Linked DNA regions of Mus musculus: all the other regions are linked to region 1. The links are chromatin loops, found by intact Hi-C in ENCODE. Cell type or tissue: left cerebral cortex. All regions are shown on one strand.

Evidence for each region. Hi-C counts contacts between places; a loop is a spot of excess contacts. Peaks named below come from ENCODE experiments on the same cell type or tissue, not always from the same donor. Only the 100,000 strongest peaks of a DNase experiment are listed, where the experiment ranks them.
Region 2: it touches region 1 in a loop (2.8-fold over the local background); 2 of 42 quality-filtered maps call a loop at or near these places.
Region 3: a loop joins it to region 1, with 10 times the contacts of the local background. A loop is called at or near these places in 3 of 42 quality-filtered maps.

What each region holds. Positions count from the first base shown.
Region 1 is chr11:93,564,392-93,566,891 of GRCm38, forward strand. The region is part of intron 5 of Car10 (carbonic anhydrase 10); the gene reads left to right. Among named protein-coding and RNA genes, the nearest start is that of Gm24856, 150 kb to the left of the region's middle. In left cerebral cortex, a CTCF peak has its summit at 1,544; a DNase peak (open chromatin) is centred at 1,544; H3K27ac peaks cover 1,973 bases.
Region 2 is chr11:93,671,205-93,673,704 of GRCm38, forward strand. No RefSeq gene overlaps it. Among named protein-coding and RNA genes, the nearest start is that of Gm35148, 140 kb to the right of the region's middle. In left cerebral cortex, no CTCF peak of the experiment used is centred here; DNase peaks (open chromatin) are centred at 1,030 and 1,699; H3K27ac peaks cover 814 bases.
Region 3 is chr11:93,486,550-93,489,049 of GRCm38, forward strand. All of the region lies in intron 4 of Car10 (carbonic anhydrase 10), which reads left to right. Among named protein-coding and RNA genes, the nearest start is that of Gm24856, 74 kb to the left of the region's middle. In left cerebral cortex, no CTCF peak of the experiment used is centred here; DNase peaks (open chromatin) are centred at 645 and 1,560; H3K27ac peaks cover 711 bases.

The DNA.
Region 1 (2,500 bases):
TTGCAGGATGTGGCTAGTTCTAGGGAATTTTGTTTTGTTTGCCTCTAAGAGGTGAGTATGGGCTGACAGTGGTGAGAGGAGACAGAAGGCAAGAAAGCCAAATTATTTTCGCCATCCTTCAGGGAACTCTGTCACTTAGATGCCTTACTTAACATCTCCCAGCCTCAGTTTCCTTCTCTGTAAATGAAAGGTAGTGATAAGGTTCTCATACATGGGCTTTTGTGAGGATTAAGTGAAATTGTTTATGGGATGTGACTGGCCCAGTCTTGGCTCACAGAGCTGGCTCCATAATATTGGGTAGTGTTGTTGTTGTTGTTGTTGTTGTTGCCATTGTTGCTGCTGCTGCAGATGATGATGATGATGATGATGACGCTTCACTGTGGATCTGAAATCAGTTCTCAGGGACTTGTGGGGAATATAGGCAGGACAGAGCCAGAGAAAAGCACGGTAGAATAGAGCTCAGAGATCCTTCAATCTCTTCACCAGCACTTAGCAAGAGAAATGGCTCCTCAAAGTTCACACATTTTGACTGGTGTCCCAAACATTCAGGAAGAAAAGGAAATGTGGTCTAGAATGACCCAAAGATTCTCAGCATTCCCTGGTAAATCAGAAATGCATAACCATGTCCCCTCCCTAGCTTCAGGATCCACACCTGTGTCATGGGAAGGACGATGTCTGCCTGAACATCAGTTGTGAGAAATGGATGAGATGACATCTGGAGAGTATTTGGGACCCCACTAGCCCATGGGGAATTCTTAAGACTTGGGATCCATTATAATTTCCCTAAGTAGAAGATGAGATGTGGGGATACAGGGTGGAGAGGGGCATATCAGATGAAAGGCCAATCGCAACAAAGTCTCAAGCTACCAAGCGACTGTGCTTGGGAAGAGGAGACTTGTGTTCAAGTCTAGAAGTCACTGTTTAACAGCTAAGTCAATATGGGTCCTTTGTTTCTTCTCTTGTTTGGTATATGCTTCAAAGCGTTCTGGCCTAATTCTCAGCAGGGTTATTGTGTGGGTCTAAGGAGGGAGTTTCTGAAGAAACCTCATAATTACAAGGCCCTCGAGTATGAGCTGTTTTATCCATCAAGTGCCTAGAACTGCTTGAGGCCAAGGCTGGTTCCCCATGTTGACTGCCATTTCCCAACACAGTGCTTGGTTCAGAAGGAATGTTGCTTCTTCTCTATGGGTGAAAACCACACAGTGCCTTCCCACCTTGGGAACGCCCCATACTGACTATAGGAAGGAGAGAGACCCTTGCTGCCGACCCTACCCATTCACTGGTCAACCCTGTTCTGGTAGAAACAGCCTTCTCCTTGGTAAATGACAGTAGTCCCAAGGCAGAGCCATGACATTTGGGGAAAGCCCTTGCTGAATGCTTGGGTCTCAATCACAGGACTAGGATGAAAAGACAACACATTGTGATCTTCCCCCAGAGAGATTAGGCCCAGTGGTTTCCAAGTAACACCACAGAGCTGTTTCGTGCTCACAGACAGGCTTGGAAGGATGCTGAAGTCTTAATATAGACTGTCCACACGCCTCTTCCCAAATGCTGTCAGCAAAATGCTATCTCCACTCCTCTCCCAGGGTGTATTCTGGGAGCCTGAGACAAGGGCACCATCTGGAGTTCCCTGAAGGATGGCGAAAATAATTTGGCTTTCTTGCCTTCTGTCTCCTCTCACCACTGTCAGCCCATACTCACCTCTTAGAGGCAAACAAAACAAAATTCACTGAAACTAGCCACACTCTGCAATGAGCAGGCATCGATGATAATCAGAATACAAGGGGGTGCAGCTGGAAGGACCTCCCCCATCTAAGGCCATTTGGCTTGACTCCATATGAAAATGCAGAGCACAGACGTGCATCCTGAGAGCTCTGTGGTTCCTATAATCTACAGATATGGAAACTAATGAACTGTTCCTGCTGCACAACACCACACACACACACTCACACACACACACACAAACACATACAATCACACATACACTCACACACTCACACACACACACAAACTCACATACAATCACACATACACATACACCACACACACACACCACCACCACCACCACACTGACACATACACATGCAAATATCACACCACACACATACACACACACATACACACAAACCACACATACACTGATAATACACATCACACACACACATACTCATACACTCATAACACACACAGACACACACAAACCACATACACATTCACTCACACATATACACACACATACACCACACACTTACACACACAGTCTCATATACATACTCATAACACACATGCACTTGCTCACAAACATAAACCACATATATGCACATTCAGTTACACACACATACATACACTCACACAGACTCATATCACACCCCACACAAAAACCACACACATATACACGGTCACACATACTCACACATGCACGCACACATACAGACATACACATATACACACACACACACACAAACACACACACACATACACATATACACACATACCTACA
Region 2 (2,500 bases), 110 kb after region 1:
CCTGGACAAAACATCATGACCAAGAAGCAAGTTGGGGAGGAAAGGGTTTATTCAGCTTACACTTCCACATTGATGTTGATCACCAAAGGAAGTCAGGACTGGAACTCAAGCAAGGCAGTAACATCCTTCCATGGCCTCTGCATCAGCTCCTACTTCCTGACCTGCTTGAGTCCCAGTCCTGACTTCCTTTGGTGATGAACAGCAATGTGGAAGTGTAAGCTGAATAAACCCTTTCCTCCCCAACTTGCTTCTTGGTCATGATGTTTTGTCCAGGAATAGAAACCCTGACTAAGACACTCAGAAAGACTGGATCAGAAAAACTCCAAGTAGCTGAAGATGGGGGGCGGGGTCCAACAACCCTCCTACCTGCCTAGCCTCACCCCCCTCTTCCATCCTGCTTGTGTCCTCTCCTATCTTTTGCAGTTAATGTGTAAAGTGTCTCCTGTGTCTGTGAGCCACAAGAAAGTTACTTGAGCCTCAAGAAAGGGTCATAGGAGCTACACAACTTATACCCAAATCAGAATACGGGGCTAGAACACGTATCTTATACATTATTTCATTTAAACTAAATTTCATATTTCCTATATGATATACAGTAGGCAAAAAAAAAAAAAATAGTCTCCTGGCCCCAGGTGAAGACACTATTAATGCACTATCTTCTGCATCTTCCTGTTTGACTATTATTTCTTTGTGTCTTCCTCCAGCTTATAAATCTAATGCATATTCATCATAGAAAATTTATCAAAATCAGAAGTATAAAGCAGAAAGCAAAAAAGAAAAGTCAGAAATCCTAGTTTCAACCAATCATTACATTGTCTCCACTTCCAGTTTGGTTTGTTCTCTGTGTTTTTCATTTACTGATAGGTAGTTTGCTTACATTTCTTAATGATTACATAATCTTTCATCACACCAATGTGCCATAACTTATTTAACCACGATCCTCACAGTATGGGTTAAGGAGTTTTCCAGATTTATACCACAGTTAGTCAAGTTGCAAGGGAACACCTCGTGTTAAGCCGACAGCTTTCTGCATTCCAAATTCCCTTCCTAGAATAAATTGTTATAAACAGAACTGCTGTGTCAAGCAATGTGATTATTTTTAAAGCTCTTGATACATTTGTCCAAACTGCTTCTTGGAAAAAATTTTTTTTTACCAAAAGAAGCCACATTATTTATGAAAGCAGACAAAACACCCATGCCTGGTGACAACAGTTTAGAAGTAAGAGGGACAGTAGTGTTTCCAAAGTTGGTCATTTTCAATATGATACTTTTGTTTCTGATTACTTCTGGTCCAACAACCTAATGTTTCCAACAGATCCTAAGTGGGAGATAACTGAAGTTTTAAAAGTTATGAGTCATCTCACACCTTCTGTCTTAGGGTTTTAACGTTGTGAAGAGACACCCTGACCGAGGCAACTTTTATAAAGAAAACATTTAATTGGGGGTGGTTACAGTTTTGGAGGTTCAGTCCGTTATCATCAAGGTGGGAAACAGGGCAGTGACCAGGCAGACATGGTGCTAGAAGAGCTGAGAGTTCTACATCTTAATCCAAAGGAAGCCAGGAGGAGACTCTGGCTCCACATTGGGCAGAGCTTGAGCATAGAAAACCTGAAAACCCACCCCCACACTTCCTCCAACAAGGCCACGCCTCCTCATAGGGTTCTCCCTGAGGGCCAAGCATTCAAGCACAGGAGTCAATGGGCACCAAACCTACTCAAGCCACCACACCTTCCAAGTGATAAAAAGTCTGTATGCACTCTATGTGTCCAGATCGCTCCATAAATTACCATCAAGGCTTACTGCTCACATGCTGCTGCTGGAAGAGGACATTGATACTCAGGGAGATTGCTGCCCGAAGTTACCGACCCAGAAGGCCCCAGCTGAGTTAGCAGCTACATCTCAGTGCTTTGCCTCTGCACCCCAGCCACCCCTTCTTTGCCATACTCTATTTAATATGTAATGGAGATACCCTTTGTTTCTAAATACACTCTGGTATCTGCTGAGTCCTTCCTGCCTCTTGAAATCCAAGTGAGATCACCTAGCCGTTTGTATTCATCATCCAGGGAAGACATAAGAATGTCCAGGAAAGAATGGCACAGGCTGGGTGGCTTAACCAGCAGAACACACTCCTCACCGTTACAGAGATCGAAAGCCCGACATCAAGGTACCACCAGCGGAATCGGTTTCTCCTGTGGTCTCTCTTGTGGCCTGAGGATATCTTCTTCCTTAGTGTGTCCATACAACCCCAATATGGCTTCCTTTCCCCATCAGGAGGCTAATCCTATGGAGTAGATTCCCACTCTTTCAATCTTATTGAATATGAATTATCTCTTTAAGGTCCTATCTCCAATACAGTCACAGTCTAAAGTTGAGAGATCCGGACTGTAACACTTGACTGCTAAAGAAACAATTCAGTCTAGAAAAATCCCTCATCTTTCCTCAGTGTGAGGCAGGGCCTTGGGGAAGGGGAAGTGATTGGAGAAACAGTTCTGTTTTCACT
Region 3 (2,500 bases), 78 kb before region 1:
AGATGAGGACCTGCATTCAGATCCCCAGAACTTCACAAAGAAAACTCAGGTGGTGGCCCAAGCCTAGAACCCCAGTGTGGAAGGCATACAACCAGTAGGATCCCTGAAGTGTATCAGCCAGCCAGCCTAGTTGAGTCTATGTGCTTCAACCCCAGTGAGATCAAGGTTACTGGTCTTTAGTATACCACCTGCCGACTGACTGATTCTATAGAAGTCACTTCTGCTTCTCTGAATAACCCTAACTAATGCTAGAGGAAATCTCAAGCATCCTAAACATCACGCCAGTGCCTGGTCTCTCAGCGCCAAGCTGCTCCTTGATCAAAGCACTGTGATAGCTAAGTAACCACCTAGTCACTTGTAAGGAATCGATCATTGATTAAGTTCATGGTTTGAAGAGCAAGAGACTGGGGTCAGGCCCTGCTTCCCCAAGGACAGTCCTTTGTCTCAGGACATGAAAGGACCCAGAAGAGAGAAAAAGAAGACCTTCCCTGTGAGAAGCTGTCATCCCACACATGGTTTAGCCTGACATCTTCCCACCCAGAGAGAAGCAAATGCCCCAGGCCTAAGTATGATACCAAGAGTGGTACTGGTTTGTTGAGGACAAGATTGTGGGGATTTAAATAGGAAATCTGGGCTGAGAATTTAGCACCCATGTGGACACCAAGTAAGGATTCACACCGAGACACCATCTGCTAGTGGAAGACTGTAGCCAACTTTCCAAGAGTGAACTGCCTCTTACTTTAAAAATGCACTGACCAAATTCACATCCTCTAATAAACTGATGTCCATAGAATGAGCTGGAAGATGAGCACACTAACAAGAAACCTGGCAGATTATTAACTACTGTGCCAGAACTACACTTGCTCTACAAGGGCATCTAATGTTATAAAATAAACATGGTGGATTTGAGGATGTTGAATTTTTGCTTATTTATTTCAATTTCTTTCTTATGTTTGATTATTTGGTATTGGTTTACAAGAGTACATTATTTTTATATGGCCCTATGTTATTGATATACCATCTCAATAGGTATATATGTTCTGCTTCCATTAATACAAGAACTCCAACTAGTCTTAAAGCAGTATAAATATTTATAGTAGGGAAAACAAGGTCTTCTCCAGTCTTCATCCTAAGATGAACAGCAGCCTAGCATCCAATTCCATGTTCTTAAAAATCAATCCTATTATTACACACACACACCCAAGAACTGCATGAGGCCTTATCTATAGAGTGCAGAAGAAATAACATCCCACAACAAGCTTTCATGTGAAATTGTCCCCTGCCAGCTGTGTGTTGATTCTGGGAAAAGTCATTGAATCCTTGTCAACCTCTCTGAATTTGTTTAATTTTTCAAATGGGTAAAACACAAACATACACACACACACACACTCCCACCTCTTGCCTCATGTTACAATGAATTCATACAAAGAAGAGAGCTGTGGGGCAGTCAGAAGCAGCCTGGATATCTCCCAGAGCTTTGGCTTTCTCCACTCATGTCTGCTTCCTGGTGTGCATAAGCAAACTTCTCCCAGCATGCTGTGCGTGCACCAAAGCCATTCATTGGAAACACAGTAATTAGCATTGCAGATAAAGTGACATCAGTGCACTGCTAATTACTGCCGTGCAGATGTACTGTTAGATTCAGTTACCATACATAACATTGTCAAGCCTTTATTTTTAAATTAAAGTGCAACAAACCATACCCTGGCTACACATATTTTTATGATTAATACAAATTAATGTTATTTCATTGTGTAGGGGAAGGTTAGAGATAAGGAGATGTTGCATCTAATTGTAATAACATAATGGTATATGTTATATATTCCCTCAGCTGCCTGCGCATTGGGAGCTTATATAAGCAAGGATGAGTTCTGTGAAGACAAAGACCATGCATTCTCCTTGTGGGATCCCAAGCTCCTAGCACAGCCAGTAATAAGTGACCCTTTTTGAACATGAATGAATAGATTGCTAATGAGTGGAGGTGTGGATGAAAATGAATGAATGAATGAATGAATGAATGAAGATTCAAATGTGTTTTAGAGGGGAATCTGGGAAATAGAGAACTAAAAGGCACAGTGATTTAGTTTTGAGTCTCCTGATTCTGTTTTGCTTTTTAGTCTTTAAGATGAGCTGTCTGTTCTCCATATCTAGTCCATAGAAGTCCAAAGAGAGAGGCAAGTGGAAAGATCACCTGAAAGCAGAGGTTTCATTACCATTATCATCTACCAGGTCCTGGAAAGGGAAGATGAGTGGAAGGGAGATGGGGGAGAACCCTTCTGCATCAGTGAGACATTGTGCAAGAGCCAAGAGAGAGAAAGGAAGAAAATGAAAATGTTTGATCCATATAAATATCATTTACTTAAACTTTGACATCCAGATCATTTTTAAGCTAAGCAATACTAAACAGACTTATGTCACTGCAGACCCTTCAACCCCACCCACCCGCAGAACTCTTTGTCTTGCAAAGTTGAAACTTTATGTCCACCAAATACTAACTTCC